Linked DNA regions of Homo sapiens: all the other regions are linked to region 1. A link is a contact called in ENCODE Hi-C or POLR2A ChIA-PET data. All regions are on one chromosome and are shown on one strand. Each heading gives the region's core, a stretch centred on a gene start or an enhancer-like site at or near the end of the contact. The rest is flanking DNA. Distances are from core to core; before and after follow the strand shown.

What was found. Hi-C counts contacts between places; a loop is a spot of excess contacts on that map. ChIA-PET counts read pairs that join two places held with the same protein, here RNA polymerase II (POLR2A). Pooled maps may share reads with other maps.
Region 2: a pooled map shows a loop between it and region 1 (2.2-fold over the local background). The contact joins the enhancer-like site here to the promoter of SLAIN2 in region 1. A Hi-C loop is called at or near these places in 1 of 168 maps with a recorded cell type or tissue (mammary epithelial cell), 1 of 37 single-sample maps with no recorded cell type and 10 of 50 pooled maps. POLR2A ChIA-PET finds 5 or more read pairs at or near these places in 3 of 52 experiments (GM12878, Panc1 and WTC11).
Region 3: a loop to region 1 is called in a pooled map, with 3 times the contacts of the local background. The contact joins the enhancer-like site here to the promoter of SLAIN2 in region 1. A Hi-C loop is called at or near these places in 2 of 50 pooled maps. POLR2A ChIA-PET finds 5 or more read pairs at or near these places in 4 of 52 experiments (Caco-2, IMR-90, activated CD8-positive, alpha-beta memory T cell and 1 more).

The regions. Positions count from the first base shown.
Region 1 is chr4:48,340,032-48,343,580 of GRCh38, forward strand. SLAIN2 (SLAIN motif family member 2) reads left to right here and starts at 1,498. Exons shown (of 8, transcript NM_020846.2): 1 at 1,498-2,097. The coding sequence starts at 1,709. RefSeq lists enhancers at 919-1,038, 1,445-2,358 and silencers at 1,189-1,528, 1,669-1,978.
Region 2 is chr4:48,673,700-48,677,138 of GRCh38, forward strand. The region is part of intron 3 of FRYL (FRY like transcription coactivator); the gene reads right to left. Among named protein-coding and RNA genes, the nearest start is that of FRYL, 100 kb to the right of the region's middle. Within about 2 kb of position 1,700, at least 5 of the 41 ENCODE cell types and tissues checked have a DNase peak (open chromatin) inside an H3K27ac peak, as active enhancers do.
Region 3 is chr4:48,813,843-48,817,096 of GRCh38, forward strand. It overlaps a transcript of OCIAD1 not described here. Among named protein-coding and RNA genes, the nearest start is that of OCIAD1, 16 kb to the right of the region's middle. Within about 2 kb of position 1,874, at least 2 of the 41 ENCODE cell types and tissues checked have a DNase peak (open chromatin) inside an H3K27ac peak, as active enhancers do.

The sequences.
Region 1 (3,549 bases), core at 248-2,747:
ATAAATAGCTACGTGGTTTTAAGTAGAACTTATAGTCTACTTAACTTTCAACAAACCAAGTATTGAGTGTCCACTGTGTCAGTGTACTAGACATGGGAAGCAAAAATGAAGTGTCCTTAAATCAAGTAAACAGACAAAAACAAACGAAAAATAATTCTTAGAGAAAAAAGCAATTTAAAAAAAAGTGCAAACACCTATTGAGAACTATTGATCACGTAGTGCTAGAATATGCAGAATAATTAGATCTTTGTGGAATTGTTGGGAAGAGGTTTCCTGAATGAGAGAGTATGGGATTTAAGAAAAGAATCAGATATGGCAGGCGGAGAATATGGCACTAGAAAAGCTAAAGGGTAGAAGCAAGTCAGTCATGGCATGAGTCCACACTCAGGTGTAACAGGACTGGATCATTGTTATTAAACTAAGGGTGGAGGCGGCAACTGAAGAAAAGCTGCAAACACAAGCCAAAGCCGTTCACAATTGACCTCTGAAGACCAACGACTGTGATAATGTGATCAAAACAAAGCATTTAAGTTTTGTTTAGGTTTCCTGCCGCATTCTAAAGGCAGACTTCACATTCTTACAATTTTCTTCATTCTTCAGTATCTGTCAGCGTGTTTAACTACTTTTAACATACAACTTTTAAAAAAGTCAAGACACACTACGAGGAACTTTTTCCGAAGGAAGTGATCCAAAGAACAGAGTGTGAGTCAATAAACGGAGAAAGGGAGTAGAGAAGCGGTTTACTATCCCCCGCTTCCGCCCCAGTGTGCTGTAAACTTTAAGTCGGGAAAACTATGTTTTAACCGATGAGATAATGCCTTTAAAAGTGCTTAGCACACTGTCTGGCCAGTAGGAAGCACTCAAGAAATTATGATTATTTTGACCTTAGACCTCTCTTAACTGTCTGAAACTGGGGTTTCTTATTTTCAGGGGAAGAAACAGGACACAGGCAGTCTAGAGGCTCCTGCCAGCCGAGACAATCTCCAATTAAAAGTCGGCATCGATTAAATATTTGCTGAACAAAGTAAACTGTCTCTCCACCGCCGGGCTGAGCGCCCACTCGAGATCCGGCCCGGAACAAGGGCGAGACTGGCCCGCGGGTCCCACACTCCCTGTAAGGGGTGGAGAACACGCCCACACGCCCAGACCAACAGGCGAGGCTGTTCGAGGACCTTGTTAGCCACCTCAGCCCCGCCCGCCGCGAGCCTTCTGCTGGCCTCCCGTTCTGCAGGGACCCTCCCTAGCCAGCCCGGCCGCGTCCCACATCCGCCGACACGCCCCTTCCGGCCTAATCCCCGCCCCTCAAGCACCGGCCCCGCCCCATAGGCCCCGTCCGTGGCCCCGCCCCGCCGCGAGCTGGCGCCGGGTCCTCTCAGCGCCCGCCGGCGGCCGCGTCCACCCCCGACGCTCTGAGGTCACCGACTGGGCCGGCCCGCGGGGGGCGGAGGGACGGAGGGAAGATGGCGGCAGGGGCCGGATATTGGCGCCGCCTCCCCCAATCCCGGAGCCGGCGCAGATGAGGCAGTTCGGCTGGGGCCAGCGGCGCTTTGGAACCCGAGGTGGGGGGACCCTGGCGGTGGGGCCTGGTCCTGCTATATGCCGGCGCCTCGGCTAGAGTGAGCGGCGGCGACGCCTCTTTCCTCCGTCTCTTTCCCTGTCGCTGCGAGAGCGAGCGGGCGGCGGAGGCGGCGGCGGCGGCGGGGCCGGGATGGAGGACGTTAACTCCAACGTGAACGCGGACCAGGAGGTGCGGAAGCTGCAGGAGCTGGTGAAGAAGCTGGAGAAGCAGAACGAACAGCTGAGGAGCCGCTCGGGGGCCGTGCAGGGCGCCGGCTCCCTTGGGCCCGGCAGCCCGGTTCGGGCCGGCGCGTCCATTCCCTCCTCCGGCGCGGCGTCTCCTCGGGGCTTCCCCTTGGGCCTCAGCGCCAAGTCGGGCGGCGGGCCCGGGTCGGGCCCGAGGCGGACGAGTAGCGAAGAGCTGCGGGACGCCACCTCCTTGCTAGCGGCGGGCGAGGGCGGCTTGCTGGACGAGGTGGAGCCGCTGCGGCCCGACGAGCTGGAGCGCCTGTCAGGCTGGGAGGAGGAGGAGGAGAGCTGGTGAGCGCGAGGCGCCGGGCAGGAGCTGGGCGGGGACGGGCCCGGGGGCGGAGAGCGTCCTCTGAGGGTCCCTCTGGTCGGGCGCCTCGCTTTGTGTAGCCGGGTCCGCTCTCCTGTGGCGACTTGTGGTTTTCTTGCTTTGGCAGAGGGAACGTCAGCTGGAGTTGGGGGTTCGAGGCGTGCGCAAGTAACAGGGTTGTAGCTCGTTGTCCTTTGGATTGTGGACCTTCTGAGTGCTGGACCCTATTGGGGTCTGTGGGTTGGGGCAGCTTGAGAAGGGCTGTTCGCCTGGGGAGGAGTCGGAGGTGGGAAACTGCTTTGTAGGCAGGGATCCTGCTTTGTGTAAGATACTGGCTTTCGGATGGTGGCCCTGGGCATTCTGGATGTAGGAGAGGGGTCTGCTTGATGAGGTATCACCAGGTGTGGGGGTCAGGGGCAGACCAGAGTCGTCTACGTCTATGCAGCGGTTGGTGTTTGGGACCCATTTCTGGCGGGGATGGGGAGACCGTATGAATCAGCACTCCCCTTTGGGTAGTGGGGTAAACCTTGCTTTGTGTGAAGAGAGGGCAGAGGATGGTGCTGCTTTTTTTTTTTTTTTTTTTTTTTTGTTACTCTGTGTGAAGAGTCAAGGGTGGAACGAGCCCTGGCTCTTATTTTCTAAAACAAGAATTGAGTCTGGCGTTTTGCAGAGCTCTGAATTGACAGTTATCACATCCATCTTTCATTTCCACGTCCTTCTAGGGGCAGAGAAAAAGAGTCCTATTTAAAAATTTAAACCAAAGCTATATTGTCATAAGCCACTTCTTGATGAAATTGTGGCCCCCCCACCTTAATATCACTTTCATAAATAGGACATGGGAGGCTTTTCCTCTCGTTTTATTATAAAGATGTGTGTGGGCAATTATTTGTCTTAATTCATTTTTCTTAAAGTTTTAACTTTTAGCTAAAATGTCTCTGCTCTATTGAAATTAAAACTTCTAACAGTGAAATCGAAATCATTCATAGACTCTGGTATTGCAGGGCTGGAACTTTGCAGTGTTCTGAGGTAGTTAAGAGCTTTCCTGGGTTCGCCCCTGGTTTTGCCACTTACTAGCAGTATGACCTTGAGCAAGTTACTCTGAGGCTCACTTTCTTCTTGTATTTGATGGAGAAAATAATAGCACTTACCTCTATAGAGTTATGAAAATTTAGTAAGATAATTATGTATGCATTTAGCGCTGGATCTGGCACATAGTAAACTGTCTAAAACAAGCTGCTATTTGTTACTCTTAAGCCTAGTTACTTAAATCAAGAAACAGTTCTTATATGATGTTGTAGGAGATTCTGGTGATTCTTAAGTGTTGATCCCTGTTCATAAGGCAGTTATAGTCTTGTTGAGAACTAAGTTTTGTGCAGTTAAATAAACTAGAAAGTGTACAGTGAATTACCCAAAGAGTGATAGAACAAAGAGTA
Region 2 (3,439 bases), core at 450-2,949, 330 kb after region 1:
AATAATTTTAAGTTCCCAGGAATGTTTAAAATTCTAGATAACGACCTGTCTCACAGGGTTGTCAAGAGGACTTAGATAACATTCACTAACTTCAATCAGTGAGCAACTATTATGTCCCAAGCCTTGGAACACATGAAACAAAACAAAGTTCACGCTCAGCTTATGTTCTATTTGATGTGGGGAATGGAACACATATGTACTAAATAGGTAGACAAATGAGATCACTTCAGTTATTGGTAAAACAGAACAAGTTAATAGTGTCCAGAATATAGAAGGTGCTCATATGTTTCTTCCATTCTTAATGGTGGTATATATCTTCTTCTGTTAAATGTATCATTGTCTCTGTTCTTGATGAATTTTATAAAAATCAATGTTAAAATATATTTTTTGTTACATTAACCCTTATCCTTGATTCCAAATGGAATGAACAGCGACAATATTAATGTTGATTCCATCAGAATAAAATAACCCAATCCGAGACATAGAAGGACTTCTCTGTTCAACAGTCAGAAAACATTGTTAGTACATTCTGAATCAGTAAATAATATCTTCCTCCCACCAACATTTATACCTGAATATAGATAATATAAGTTCCAATTCTACTAGTATTTATCAGTGAAACCAGTCTTGGATCACATAATTAGGACTCTACACACACACATACAAAAAAACAGTCTAAGGATATTTAAGCATTTCATGAATAGGATAAGATTATATCACATCACATGTGATCATTTTGATTTCTTTATTAAGTAGGAATAGCAAATAAATGATTTCTCTTAAAAATTGCAACATAGGGAGGCCAAGGCGGGTAGATCACGAGGTCAGGAGATAGAGACCATCCTGGCGAACACGGTGAAAACCCATCTTTACTAAAAATACAAAAAATTAGCCGGGCGTGGTGGCGGGCTCCTGTAGTCCCAGCTACTCGGGAGGCTGAGGCAGGAGAATGACGTGAACCTGGGAGGCGGAGCTTGCAGTGAGCCAAGATCGCTCCACTGCACTCCAGCCAGGGCGACAGAGCAAGACTCTGTCTCAAAAAAAAAAAAAAAAAAAAATAGCAACATTATACAGCTATATATAGTAGAAGCCCTTTGCTGTAACACAACTGTTGTCTAATTATTTAATCCAAAACTCCATTGAAGTAGAAATTGGGGGAAAAACAGATCAAGAGGTTCACTAAAAGTTTTATTTTAACTTAAAATATAAAATTCATGTTTATTCCCCAGCCTTTTGATATAGTGCCAAGGCCTTATCTTGCAAGGCAGATATGCTGATTACGCCATTGTCTTTTTGCCTAAAACGAAACCCATGTACATCAGCTATGACTTCAAGTTTCAATTTCTTTTTTCTTTTTTGTTTTTTTGACACGGAGTCTCGCTGTGCAGCCCAGGCTGGAGTGCAGTGGCGCAATCTCGGCTCACTGCAAGCTGCGCCTCCCGGGTTCACGCCATTCTCCTGAGAGGTGACAGCGCGCTGGCAGTCCTCAGAGCCCTCGCTTGCTCTCGGCACCTCCTCTGCCTGGGCTCCCATTTTGGTGGCACTTGAGGAGCCTTTCAGCCCACCACTGCACTGTGGGAGCCCCTTTCTGGGCTGGCCAAGGCTGGAGCCCACTCCCTCACCTTGCAGGGAGGTGTGGAGGGAGAGGCGCGAGCGGAAACCGGGGCTGCCTGCGGCGCTTGCGGGCCAGCTGGAGTTCCGGGTGGGCGTGGGCTTGCCAGGCCCGGCACTCGGAGCAGACGGCCAGCCCTGCTGGCCCCAGGCAATGAGGGACTTAGCACCCGGGCCAGCGGCTGCGGAGGGTGTACTGGGTCCCCCAGCAGTGCCAGCCCACCAGCGCTGCGCTCGATTTCTCACCGAGCCTTAGCTGCCTTCCCGCGGGGCAGGGCTGGGGACCTGCAGCCTGCCATGCCTGAGCCTCCCACCCACTCCATGGGCTCCTGTGTGGCCCTAGCCTCCCCGACGAGCACCACTCCCTGCTCCACGGTGCCCAGTCCCATCGACCACCCAAGGGCTGAGGAGTGCGAGTGCACAGCACGGGACTGGCAGGCAGCTCCACCTGCAGCCCCTGTGCAGGATCCACTAGGTGAAGCCAGCTGGGCTCCTGAGTCTGGTGGGGCCTTGGAGAATCTTTAGGTCTAGCTCAGGGGTTGTAAATACACCAATCAGCACTCTGTATATAGCTCAAGGTTTGTAAATACACCAATCAGCACCCTGTGTTTAGCTCAAGGTTTGTGAGTGCACCAATCAACACTCTGTATATCTAGCTGCTCTGGTGGGGCCTTGGAGAACCTGTGTGTCCAAACTCTGTATCTAACTAATCTGATGGGGACATGGAGAACCTTTGTATCTAGCTCAGGGATTGTAAACGCACCAATCAACACGGTGTCAAAACAGGCCACTCAGCTCTACCAATCAGCAGGATGTGGGTGGGGCCAGATAAGAGAATAAAAGCAGGCTGCCCCAGCCAGCATTGGAAACCCACTCGGGTCCCCTTCCACACTGTGGAAGCTGTGTTCTTTCCCTCTTTGCAATAAATCTTGCTACTGCTCACTCTTTGGGTCCATGCTGCTTTTATGAGCTGTAACACTCACCGCGAAGGTCTGCAGCTTCACTCCTGAGCCAGTGAGACCACGAACCCACCAGAAAGAAGAAACTCCCAACACATCTGAACATCAGAAGGGACAGACTCCAGACGCACCATCTTAAGAGCTGTAACACTCACCGCGAGGGTCCGCGGCTTCATTCTTGAAGTCAGTGAGACCAAGAAACCACCAATTCCGGGGACACTCCTGCCTCAGCCTCCTGAGTAGCTGGGACTACAGGCTCCCGCCACCAGGCCCGGCTATTTTTTTTTTTTTTTTTGTATTTTTATTAGAGACGGGGTTTCACTGTGTTAGCCAGGATGGTCTCAATCTCCTGACCTCGTGATCCGCCCGCCTCGGCCTCCCGAAGTTTTGGGATTACAGGCGTGAGCCACTGCGCCTGGCCAAGTTTCAATTTCTTTAAAGTGACAGAAGAAACTGAAGGTATCCAAGGGCAAAATCCTTCCAATCTTGTATACTTTCCTGGCCTATGTGAAATTCAAATGCACATTTTTCTCGGGAATTAATCTTTATGAAGTCTAACCAAAGCATTCAACTTTGTTTACACTGAAACAACTCTTGCTTTTGAATCGCACTTTATTGAATTATGTAATATTTAATTGAATTACATAATCACAATAAGTATAACTGGCATAAACAGATTTGTTTAAAAATATAACCAATTCTTGTTAAGCCCACAACTTAGCCTGTTAGGAGCAGAAATGGTAGCAGGGAATTTCATCAGTATTTAGTAGTGTGCTCTACAGGCATTTAAAAATATATTTTACAGAGGAATAGAGGATATTGGTGAAACCAAAGAGTTGTTTGAGAACTTCTAGGAAAATTTTTAAAAT
Region 3 (3,254 bases), core at 624-3,123, 470 kb after region 1:
ACTATTTAAATGTTACAGTTGGCTTGAATTTTAAACATTTGGTGAGAGTTGTAAAAATATATGTTTTAAACTTTCAGAGAATAAAAATTTAAGACCCACTTTCTTAGAAGTTACTATTAATAAATAAATAATTTTGTAGTTCTAATCTCATTAAAAAAATTTTTTAAGACTGAGATTGATGTGTAGGACCCAGCTGCAAAATTCAAACCAGCTACATGCAGCTGCACTCTGGTTCCCCTAATTCATCTAACAGCTCTTAGTGTGTTCTATAAGTGGCAATAGAAAAGGCACAGCAGATGTGCAAGATGGCTCCTGAAATCTAAAGAGGGACAGATGGTTCTCGGTTTGATTGACAGCATGAGGAGCACTGTAGAAAGGGTCACCTCCTGTGGAGGGGTTTTTTTTTTTTTTTTAATCCTTGCCTCTGCCTGAAAATGAAACTGTCCAAGAAAGAAAAGCAGAGTATGGCTATTCAGAAAGCCTTTTTTTTTTTTTTTCAAATATTTGTTATAGTGAAATTATAAAGTCACCTAGACGTGGAAAAAACTCTCCTCTAACTTTTGACTGAGAGCTGACTCTTCATATTTATAACAAAGTAGACAGATTGGTGTTTGAATGCAATACTCAGAATATTGGAGATAGAGCTGGAATTAAGGCAAAAACAAAAATAACATAATTTACACAACAGCATCGATTAGAGCTGGAATAATGATCACTGGAAGCCCTATTTTCCCCTTAAAAATAAACTTTTTGTTTTAAATTTTAATTACAAAGTTAGACAAATTATTTGCAATAGTTTACCGGGAATGGTTCTAAATTAACAATATAGGCTATATCACTTTTATGCTTACCTCTCTCTCTCTCTTTTCCAAACTCCTTTCTAGTACTTTAAATCTTCAAGAAAAACAAAAAAGAACTCACATTTTCTGCATGCAAACCAAGTCCTGGATGCTGTGTTAGGTACTTTATAACTTTATATGATTTAGTATCTCAGAGGTATTAATAGATTCTTCTTAGGTTCATATTCATACTGACACATGGGCTCCATGATTTTATTGATGCTTCTCTTCATCTTCTGCTGAAAAAAGGAAAACAAGAACAAAATATGCCTCAAAATAATAGTCTATATATTAAGATACATTCTGGGAGTCCAGGATTTGTGAAGTCCTCTTAAACCATTTCTAGAAGAGGCTGGGTGCAGTGGCTCACGCCTGTAATCTCAGCACTTTGGGAGGCTGAGGTGGGCAGATCATGAGGTCAGGAGTTCGAGACCAGTCTGGCCAACATAGTGAAACCCCATCTCTACTAAAAATACAAAAAATTACCCGGATGTGGTGGTGTGCACCTGTAATCCCAGCTAGTCAGGAGACTGAGGCAGGAGAATTGCTTGAAACCAGAAGGCGGAGGTTGCAGTGATCTGAGGTCGCGCCACACTCCAGCCCGGGGAACAGTGTGAGACTCCATCTCAAAAAAAAGAAAAGAATAAATTATTTCTAGAAGAAATTCACACAGTGGCAGATGCAAGATTTCTCTCTAGACAAGACTCAGGATTGACAATGTATTTGCAAGAAATAGCTGGGAGGTAATTGTCTTGAAACTTCATTTGCATGAAACTATGCTTTTTTGGAATGACCTGCAAAACCTGCCAGGGAATTTACATTTCTTGGTAAGCCTGCTTTTTGGAGGATCTTTAAGAAGTGCTGCAGTTTGATAAAAGTCTGAAAACTACAGTAGATCTGACATATGAACAAATATTTACTTCTGTGACTCATGAACTGAACTAGATTCTGATAATGTAGACAGGGCTATCTCAGTTCTTGTAAAATTCTCAAATCTCTACTCCACTGGCTTGGAGGAAATCAAACTGTTGAACTAGACAGCAGCTCAGAAACCCCAGGGTCGCAAATGACTTTCCCTTTCACTTCCCATCGCCTCTGTTTTAATGACAACAAAGCTTTTTGTGGCCAAGGCATAAATTCATTGAATATGAAATATTTACATTCCACCATCTAGTCAACATCATATTCTTTCAGCTCTCCCACATAGGTAATCCCGCACATACCTGTTCTTTGGCATCATACTGACTACTAGATCTTTGATACTCTTAATTTTATCCCTATCTGATTGTTTTCTTTTCATCCCTACTTAGCTTCAATTCCATTGCCAATAATTTCAACCATTCTCTTGCCAATATCTTCAACTACTTTGTCTTTCTGTCACAAATGTATAAAGTGGCCTGTATTCTATAACTTTCATTACCTTCTTCCTGCTAGTCACACAGGATGGGTAAGCCCTTCTCCCATTTATGTCGACTTATCCACCTGTGCATTTCTCGCTCTCTCTCTGTTTAGACATTCTATGCCAATATGTCCCAATCTTTTTAATATCATGGCACACATAGAAAAACGCTAATCTTTGTGCAGTTCATTAGAATAAACTGGAGGCGATCAGGACATCTATATAGCGCTTAGTTGATATATGCTAATGGCAATTAAAAATACAAAATATAGTCAAGAGATTGAGACCATCCTGGCCAAAAAATTAGCTGGGCATGGTGGCACATGCCTGTAGTCCCAGCTACTCAGGAGGCCGAGGCAGGGGAATCGCTTGAACCTGGGAGGCGGAGGTTGCAGTGATCTGAGATCACGCCACTGCACTCCAGCCTGGCAACAGAGCAAGAGTCCGTCTAAAAGGAAAAAAAAAAAAAGGAAGATAATAAATACTGGCTTTTGTTGAATAAATATTGACTTTTATAAAACTTTGAAATAATATCTTTTAAAACTTGGGCTTGCTTCTCAAAATACAACTTCTTAACTGTTTATTATTAGGCTTAAATTTGAAACGGTGGCAGGGCACCGTGGCTCACGCCTGTAACCCCAGCACTTTGGGAGGCCAAGGCAGGAGGAACACCCGAGATCAGGAGTTTGAGACCAGCCTGACCAACATGGCGAAACCCTGTCTCTACTAAAAATACAAAAATTAGCTGGGCATGGTGGCACACACCTGTGATCCTGCTACTCGGGAGGCTGAGAGAAGAGAATCGCTTGAATCTGGGAGGTGGAGGTTGCAGTGAGTGGAGATTGGGCCACTGCACTCCAGCCTGGGTGACAGAGCGAGACTCCCTCCTCCCCAAAAAAAGGGGTGGGAGAGGGGCCAAGATGGCTGAATAGGAACAGCTCTGGCCTGCAGCTCCCAGCAAGACCAACGCAGAAGGTGGTTGATTTCTGCATTTCCAGCTGAGGCACCCAGTTCAT